2 separate regions of the Homo sapiens genome follow, and region 2 is linked to region 1. A link is a contact called in ENCODE Hi-C or POLR2A ChIA-PET data. All regions are on one chromosome and are shown on one strand. Each heading gives the region's core, a stretch centred on a gene start or an enhancer-like site at or near the end of the contact. The rest is flanking DNA. Distances are from core to core; before and after follow the strand shown.

What was found. Hi-C counts contacts between places; a loop is a spot of excess contacts on that map. ChIA-PET counts read pairs that join two places held with the same protein, here RNA polymerase II (POLR2A). Pooled maps may share reads with other maps.
Region 2: a map of A673 shows a loop between it and region 1 (9-fold over the local background). The contact joins the promoter of NR2F2-AS1 here to the enhancer-like site in region 1. A Hi-C loop is called at or near these places in 11 of 168 maps with a recorded cell type or tissue (A673, GM12878, HepG2 and 8 more), 6 of 37 single-sample maps with no recorded cell type and 17 of 50 pooled maps. POLR2A ChIA-PET finds 5 or more read pairs at or near these places in 3 of 52 experiments (A673, MCF 10A and Panc1).

The regions. Positions count from the first base shown.
Region 1 is chr15:96,890,504-96,894,776 of GRCh38, reverse strand. No RefSeq gene overlaps it. Among named protein-coding and RNA genes, the nearest start is that of SPATA8, 110 kb to the right of the region's middle. Within about 2 kb of position 1,321, at least 2 of the 41 ENCODE cell types and tissues checked have a DNase peak (open chromatin) inside an H3K27ac peak, as active enhancers do; they include A673, where a contact is called at or near this core.
Region 2 is chr15:96,324,749-96,328,992 of GRCh38, reverse strand. NR2F2-AS1 (NR2F2 antisense RNA 1) reads left to right here and starts at 1,875. Exons shown (of 5, transcript NR_125738.1): 1 at 1,875-2,037. It also overlaps a transcript of NR2F2 not described here.

The sequences.
Region 1 (4,273 bases), core at 72-2,571:
CAAAGTTATTTGTTTTTATTTTTCTGACATTCATTCTTGACCAGATATTTTCCATGGGCTTTCTCATGTTACTCAACTAGAGGCATAATTTTAATAGTTTATTTTAATACCTTGATTAATAGGAGCAATCTGTTTAAAAATAGTATTAGTGTTGGCATTTCGTAATGAATTGCAGAAGCTGAGCAGACATGCTCTTTTGTGCCTTTTTCAATTTCCTTTGAAAATGTGTTGAACTCCTCAGTATTTGTTCAAACCTACCAAGTTTTAACATGAACTAAGCATTAAATGGATTTGGAATCTGAGAAGGGTGTTCGCCTACAATGTAGCGATATGGGGAGAAAAGGTTTGGGTTGAGACCGGCGACTTTCAGAATTATAAGTGCTGGCAAGTAAGAACCACAGCCCGGCAATTTTGGAGGCCCCCAGCATAGCCACTGCTGCTAACCAACCAATTTTAAAAGACCAAAGACTAGGTTTTCTCCCAAAGTGACAGTAGTTGCAAATTTGCCATCTAACTCACAGTGGCACTAGCCCAATCGAGGCAATTTCCTGAGAACTTATGATAATATGTCCCTGTTACACAAGACCTAAAAGATTTTTAATGGCCTGTTCCTACAAAACTAAAATAAAAATGGCTGGCCTGTACAATAAAATATTTCACTGGAAATGAAACATAAACAAATGCACTAGTACTCCATTTTGAAAAGAACTTTGTAAACTTATTGTTTAAAATTATGAAATATGTTCAAATTTACAACAATAAAACTCTAGGAAAAACAGTGATGCAAATGTTTAACATGAGATTCATACAATTTGCTTTACCCTATCTTGTAAATAGCTAGACCGATAGCATCTAAATACCAAGGATGAAAAAGAAAAGGTATATGTGTGTTTTTTGTGGGGGTGGTGGGGGGCGATGTACATCCTAGAACAAGGACATCTCAGAGGCTTTGGAAATCTGAAAGAATGCATTCACTCTTCAACAATCCAATGACAATTAATATTTGTGAAATATAGTCTTGAAAGCAATTTTGTTCATTGTTTTTGTGAAACTGACAGAATAACTTATTCTAAGTCATGTTCTAAGTGGCACTTATAAAAAACACTGAGACGTGGCACTGTTTGTGACATATTGAGGGTCAATTGTGTGAAGAACCAAGGCAACAAACCCATCAAAAAGCAGTAAATGGAGGTCTTTGTCTTTAAGTTATGAAGAATGTGTATGTATTTGATCCTGCCAGCCAGCAGTCCTGCAGCTTTCTGGGCATAAGACAGATGGCAGTGCAACCAAGCTAGAATTCAGACCTTCCTTCTTTCCCTCTGGGTCTAACTCCTATTATCCACTTGTAAATTAACCTGTCAATTTATCAATCAACACCATCTTGATTCTCCCGTTCCACAGCCCAGCCTTGCAGTGAATTTGCCTCGTAAATAACTGGGAGCCCCGTGTTTGTTAGTATTGTGAATGAGTTTATTATCACTTTGATGGCTGCTATGAATCACAAATGCTGCTGAGAGGCTGATAAGAAAAAAGTACATGCACACATTAACAGGGTTGAAACTATTTTAGAGATAAAAGATGGAGTAACTGTGATAGCAAATCATTTAAATTGAAAAAAATGACTAAAAATTGTGTGTGTGTGTGTGTGTGTGTGTGTGTGTGTGTGTGTGTGTGTTGGACAACCCCCTACTTATAGTCAAAGAGAGAGAGAAATGAATCAACTTTCTTGTGTACTGTTCAAAAAAAGTATCTGCAAGACGACATTAGTAGGCAGTAATAGCTCTTGGGTCTTGCAGGATAACTGTTTTATTTAATAGTTTAGGTTCAAACTTCAGGAAACACCCCGCTCTGTTCTAACAGACCAGTTGGCCAGGTTTACGTGTAGGTGTTGCATGGGAACTTGAAAAAGAAGGGAAAAAAATCCAAATTGTATACTTTATTAGAATAATATACGAAAGTATAGCAATATCTATTAAGTTAAATGAGGCAGTTTGATAAGCTTAACACATTAATAAACAATTAACATTAAAGTGCTAATTAAATTCTTTCCCCTGTGTCAGTGAAATAGTTATGTATTTGACATGTAAAATTAAATTTAAGTGATTTTTAAGTTAGAAATTCTTCAACAAATGCTGCACATATGAAAAATTTACCTTTAATTACAAAATTATATGTTGTCTTCAGTTTCCAATGTCAGATTTTTCTCAGCATGATTATTCTTTTACATTTTAAAATATCATATGAATACAAATCAGCGTTTTTAAAGAATACATAGCATTACATTCTGAGGATTAGGACCCATGCTATTAACTCAGAATTACTTTGAAGGATTACTTTAAATATACTATATTTAGGACTACTTTAAAACTATATGTTTAATCAGGTACGTATTTTTCATTTAAAGCAACGTTCACAGTTTGTAGTGAGTAAATATAAAAATAAGACTTAACTTTTCAGGTTCTGGCACATATGTTTTTCTTTAAAAATTGCATTCTATATTCCATTAACTGGGTATTTCATTTTTAATCACAATTGAGATATTTCTTTCAATATTTTCAACTTAATGTACGTAAGTCTTTTGTTGGAAAAGTGTCTGTAAATGAATCCTAAATACAAGCAATCACATTATTTATTAAAGAAAATAGAAAGTTACATGTAATATACTTATGATGTCTTTTCAATATGCAAAATATATATCATTTGTAGGTGATTTTAAAACAAAAAAAAATTCCTGATAGTGTTATTTAAGCAGATCATCATGAAAAATATTGCAAGGCATGACATACGGTTAAAGTTCTCAAACTTGTAAGTCAGAAATAAACTATTAGTTGTCACATGGGAAATACTTTGGCACAATTAAGACACTGCATTAAAAGGGAATATTCCCTGAACATTATTATACCCAATATGTCAACAGTAGAAATGTGATAAAAAATGAAACTATTTGTTAGAATGCAATTTAGAAAACCTGATAGGTTGTCCATTTTATTCAGTTTATAATTAAGATAGTGTTTAAATCTGAAATGAATTCTATATATGCATGTTCAATAGACTATAGCACAACAATAAGAATGGAATCACATCTCATTTTATCGTAAATTGTGTAATAAGCGATAAGGTAAAAACTAGGGCTAAAATCCTTCCAGCAAAAATGAAACAGAGCGACCTCAATTGCCCTAATTCATTCTGCTTTTTTCCTTTTTTTTTTTTTTTTTAAGTCTCTTCATTTTCCCTCTGTTCACGTTATTAGCTTACACATGAGTGCGTTATTAGAAAATAACAAAGCCAAACAGGGGGACTTCGAAGGAGCGGGAGATAGGTTCCTTCTACAGCTGAAAGGTATTCTCATTTCATTTGTTAGGAGTTGCAAAAATAGTTTTATAGCCAGGGAGGGACAATGACCTTTCTCTTTCAACAAGCTTGGTGGTTGGTCTTTTGATGGAAAAACTAGGGGATACAACATCTGGTAATTTGTGTTACTGAGCTTAGCTGAGGTCTTAACGATGTAAGCAGATTATTCTTGAAGAAGAACAAAAAAAATTCCGGAAGACTCAATGGACTATTTAAAGTTATTAAGCAGTGCATTCTAGCACTTCAGATCTCTTTTCTGATTCATTTTCCCTTTAATGCTATGCCTTCGAAGCAATTTTTTTTTTTAGGTCTCCCTCCTTCCAATTCCAGTTGACTTTTTTGGTGGTCCACAGCTGTTTTGTCATTCATACCGGCCTCCTTTTTTCCATCACAGCAGAAATGATTACTTTGCTGATTAAATTTTCTCCTTCAGAACTTTAGGAAGCTCTCCTTCACCCCCGGGAGTCATTGCGAGACCAGAAGGGTCAAGCAACACCAAATAGCAACAGCCAAGCCTCCGCAATTTTAAAGAAAGAAAAAAAAATGTGAACAGGAGCAATGCGTGAAGAAAATGACCCACCCTGTCCAGGATTCTAGGCAAAAAAATAAATGAAAGATGGTACTAAGCAGTTGCTGTGGAATCCTTTCCCCACATGCATCATATTAAAATCACATCTAAAGTTTGTGTTTCTTACTCTGATATAAATGGTGTGGGGTTCATTTTGTATATTTACTTTGCCCCAGTAAGAAAAAAGAGACCCAAATGAGATGCATCCTGCAAAGCTCGGAAATATTCTTAGCACTCTTTTTAAAGAAAAAAAGAAATATTCTATATTGAAGTAAGTCAGTAAATAAACATTAACTTGAATATTCAAGTTTATCTGACTTAACTCTGGCAAAAAAAAAAAAAAAGATATTGCTG
Region 2 (4,244 bases), core at 626-3,125, 570 kb after region 1:
CATGCATAGATCACATTTTACATTCAATTCTCTTTACACACATAGGCAGAATATGAGGTAAGGACTAAAGATCTGGGCAGATAGGGGCTGGTTTTTAGGAAAGGAAAAATCTTCTTTAAGCTTCATTCCCGAAACCTCAGCCCTCACTCTTTCTCCGATGAAATCACGTATTTCACTAAAGCTGCAGGTTCTCGGTTTATTTGAAAGTTGTTAAAAAAAAAAAAAAAAGCCCAGCAAACCTATAGTGGACACTGAACTATCATAAACCTGGTGTGTAATAAGATTGCCACAGAATGAAGCCAAGCTGAGAATTTCAGGTTAATTAGAGACACAATATAACTTTCTCCTAAAGAGGATAAGAAGGATGGAAAAGAAATCATTACACAGGAGAAGGTTTTTGGTAGTTGTTGTTGTTTTCCCTTCCAACCTCTATGATTCAGGAATTGCTAATGTTACAAATGTCAGCAGATTCGGGACAAGCTCAGCTGAGATGTGATGAGACTGGGGTTGAGATAGGAAATCTAATGGGCATTCCCATCTCAATAGAGGATGAAAATAATTGATTATAGGGAAATCTTCATCTCACCTCCTGAATGAGACTTCCATAGCAGATTACCTTTTACAAACATGGGAAGGAACAATATCGAGGAGGAAGAGCTTCCCCAGTCCACTTAGAGATTTTTGGAATTTGAAGTATGCGTGATGGCCTTAGATTAAAATGGAATAATTTCCCAACCATATCTTAACAAATTGGAGCCTGCTAGGCAAATGATCACAGGGCTGCCATAAAGTCAGGGGTGTTTCACTCTGTATTTTAGGACTCATTCAGTTATGAAATGCTGTTACAAGGGAGAAAAAAAATCACCGTATGAATTATACTTAATTTTAATGCATAGAAGAAGAGACAAGACTACAGACTGAGAAGAAAAAAGGGCAAAAATATTTTTAAATGTCTTCTCCAGAGATGCTCACTTGCTGTGCGTCTAAGGTTAAAAAGCTCTGAGAAGATAAAATCAATATATTATTGTTGTTTTTTAAAAATCCAACTCAGTCTTTTTTTGCAGATGTAAATTTATTATAATGAGAAGAATGGCAAGCTTTAATTTGCCTAGAGAAAGTTGGGACAACATTTGCCCTAATCTAAAAAAGAAAAGAAAGAAACTCAACACCCAGGAATATAATTTTCTTGCAGAAAGTGGCCTGATGGGCTGTATTTCTTTACAGATTGAATCACAATATGAATACAGACCCCAGCAAATGCCGAGTTTAACTCTGAACTCAGTAGAAACCAGTTCCGTCCTCCAGGATTCATTGAATTCCTCCTTTCCCTCAATCTAGTCCGTGTGTGTTTTTCTCTTCCACCACACTGGAGCTCCATGAATAGGGAAAGGGGCTTCCATTGTGTCCCTCTGAACTTCCAAGTCAATGCAATTTTTAACCACTGGCTTGTGGTACTTTGAAAATCACCAGGGGCTGTCAGAGTTAGGTCCTCTGAAAAATTTACAGTGCTAAATCAGAGCATATGCTGGGAGGGAAAAAATTGCTTAAGATTAGAGCAAGTACAGTATCTGTCTGCCCCCTAGTGTAAGAGTCCTCGCTGCCTAAAATTCAACTTTAAAAGAAAAGGAGCTCTTAAAGGGAAACGACTTTGGACTCACGTAGGCATAGGAGAACGAAACTTCTGTACATTTTAATCTGAATAATTCTTCAGGATTTAAAATTAATTGGCTCTGGCTTGGTTGGACCGTACTCGGATCTCGCCACCTCTGCGTTTCCCGAGTCACTGGCGAAGAGGTGATTTTTTTTTTTTTTTGAACTGGGTTTATGTGCGTCCCCCTCACCCCCTCCTCTCTTTTTCTTTCTCTCTGTCTCTGTCGTCTCTCTCGCTGGCTTTTTAAAAATGAGGAACCGCTCCTTGAATGTTCTGGACAGAGCACAGAATTGCTTCTTAAGTCAGCCCGGCGCGGTTGCAATAGACAGCAAAAAGGTAAACGTTTGCCTGAAATCCGCACGCCAGCTCCACCGCCCCGCCCGATGGTGAGTACCCTTCTCGTCGCGATTCTCCTCCTAGCTTAACCGAGCGCTCGCCTACCCGAACCGTGGCCGAGGGCGCCGGGCTAGGCTTTTCTCCCTCCCTGCCTGCCTGGCTGTCAGTTGCACAAGGTTGCAAAATGAAGCGCAGAGGCAAAGCGAACAGTAAATTCTGATACTTAGTGCGAGCCTAGCAGCTCCTTTGCTAGAAAACCGAGTCATCTGCTGCTTGCAAAACCACGCTTTATAGGACTGGTTTTTAGTTTGCTCTGTGGAAGGAAATGAGTTTGAGGAGACAGGACGAGGAGATAGGAGGCTCCGCAGTCTTAACGCTTCGGTTTAATCATATTTTGGCAGCTTTGCAATTGTATTTTCCCCCCTCCCCCTCCACCATCTCTCCTACCACACACATGTAATAAAATATGGCAATGCATTGAATTGACTCTGATCCCCCCTTCCCCGAACCCCTTAAACCACAGTCCTCGGCATTTCATACACGTTAGCAAACCGATATTTTGAAAAGCCCCAAGTCATCCCCAACCCCACACAGCACAAGCAGAAAAGTGAGAAAGGAAAGAGAGAGAGAAAAAATACTGTAAGTAAACATACCAAAACCATATTTGCCTTGTTCAAGGTCCCAAACCGCTTGCATCTTCCTCCTAAACTGGAATAACTCTCCTTTAGTTTGGCGGGTGAAATAAATGCTTTGTTGGCCCCCTGAAAAGATGTGTCTTTGATAATTAAAGAGAATCTCCTCCTCGGTGTTTATCTAAGCGATTGTGCAAACTGATAAAAAGTAGGCACTAGCCTGCAGGGAAAAAGAGGAAAGGTGAAGGGAGAGATCTTCCACCTCAAGGAAGTGCTTCCCCATGTATTAGGCTCTCTCAGCCTTGGAAAACCCTGCACACTAACTTTAGAGAGACAAGGTTTCAGGGAGCTTTGTACATAGCTGCTGAGGAATGCAAGCCTCGCCTTTAAGAAAAAAAACCCCAAACCGTAGGTAGGAGATGTCTGGAGTGATCCTTGTCTCTCATCTCATTCCTTAGAAGGAAGAGTGCGTTGTTACACCTTGTTTGGGGCTGGAAAGACGAGACTTTAAAAACACCCGTCCAATTGAAAAAAATCTCCCAACTTAATGAGTTTAGTCGGAGGCTGGAGCAAACGGCTCAGCCTCAGCAGAAAACCGCCAACAACTATAGGCGATATTGCAAAGCAAGACGACCCAAGGCACAGCCAAATTCCACTGTTTGGGGTCGAGAGAGATGGAGGCTAATCCTAAAGCAAGTTGGGAAAAAACAGAGGTGGAAGAGGAGGGGGAAAAAGCATCAGCCTCGCAGACTGGCAGACAGGCTTCCCTCGTCCTGGATCAAAGATAGAACTTGAGACAAGAGGGCAACATTTTTCCTAGGAATCCTTTGGAATCCTCATTTTCTACTTTTAACTCAAGTCTCCCCAAGTGATTTTTCCCCCTCTCCCCTGTGGATTTCTGCCTCCCCCCTTTCCGGTCCTTATTCTAGAACTTTCCTGAGGAGGAAATCTATTTCTTTTGGGGGGAGGGGTTCCCCATTCCATGCCTTCAGATAATGAATGCTTCATTCACCCCCTCCCTTTCTCTACTCCCCAAAACGAATAAAGGAAGCAAGAATACGGTAACTAGTGAAAATTGAATATAAACTATGCTGCCTCTCACAGTTTAATACTGTCTTAACTAATGGATTTTTGTTTTGTTTTGTTTTAAGAGAAGAATAATGGGGAAACACGGATCTTTTATTTTAGGAAACTGTTATGGTAAGATGTATGTCAGACTTGACAAATGGAACTAACGCTCTTCGGCTGCTTCTTGTCCTTGTCTTAAACAGGAATTAAGTTAAACACAGTGCTGAATGTTAATTACATGTTTACTGGCTAATGAAAATTACAAATGGTTTTGCCACCTCAAACAATGATGAAAACTCTGAAGACACTGTAATTATATACTTTGAGCAAAATAACTCAGAATATTGATCATAAGAAGTGTAAATCTTTTTTAACTATTCATTAATACCATAAATATGGGCTACAGAAGTTTTTCCTTGCGGTTTGTCTCATCAGTTATACTGAGTGGATGGATGGTGAGGCTCCTCTGGGGAGGAGGTGAACTCATTCTCTTAGTAGAAGGAGGCCACTTGTGTAACTCGGGGGTGCCCCCTCCCTTTCGCCCCCGCCCCCTTCAT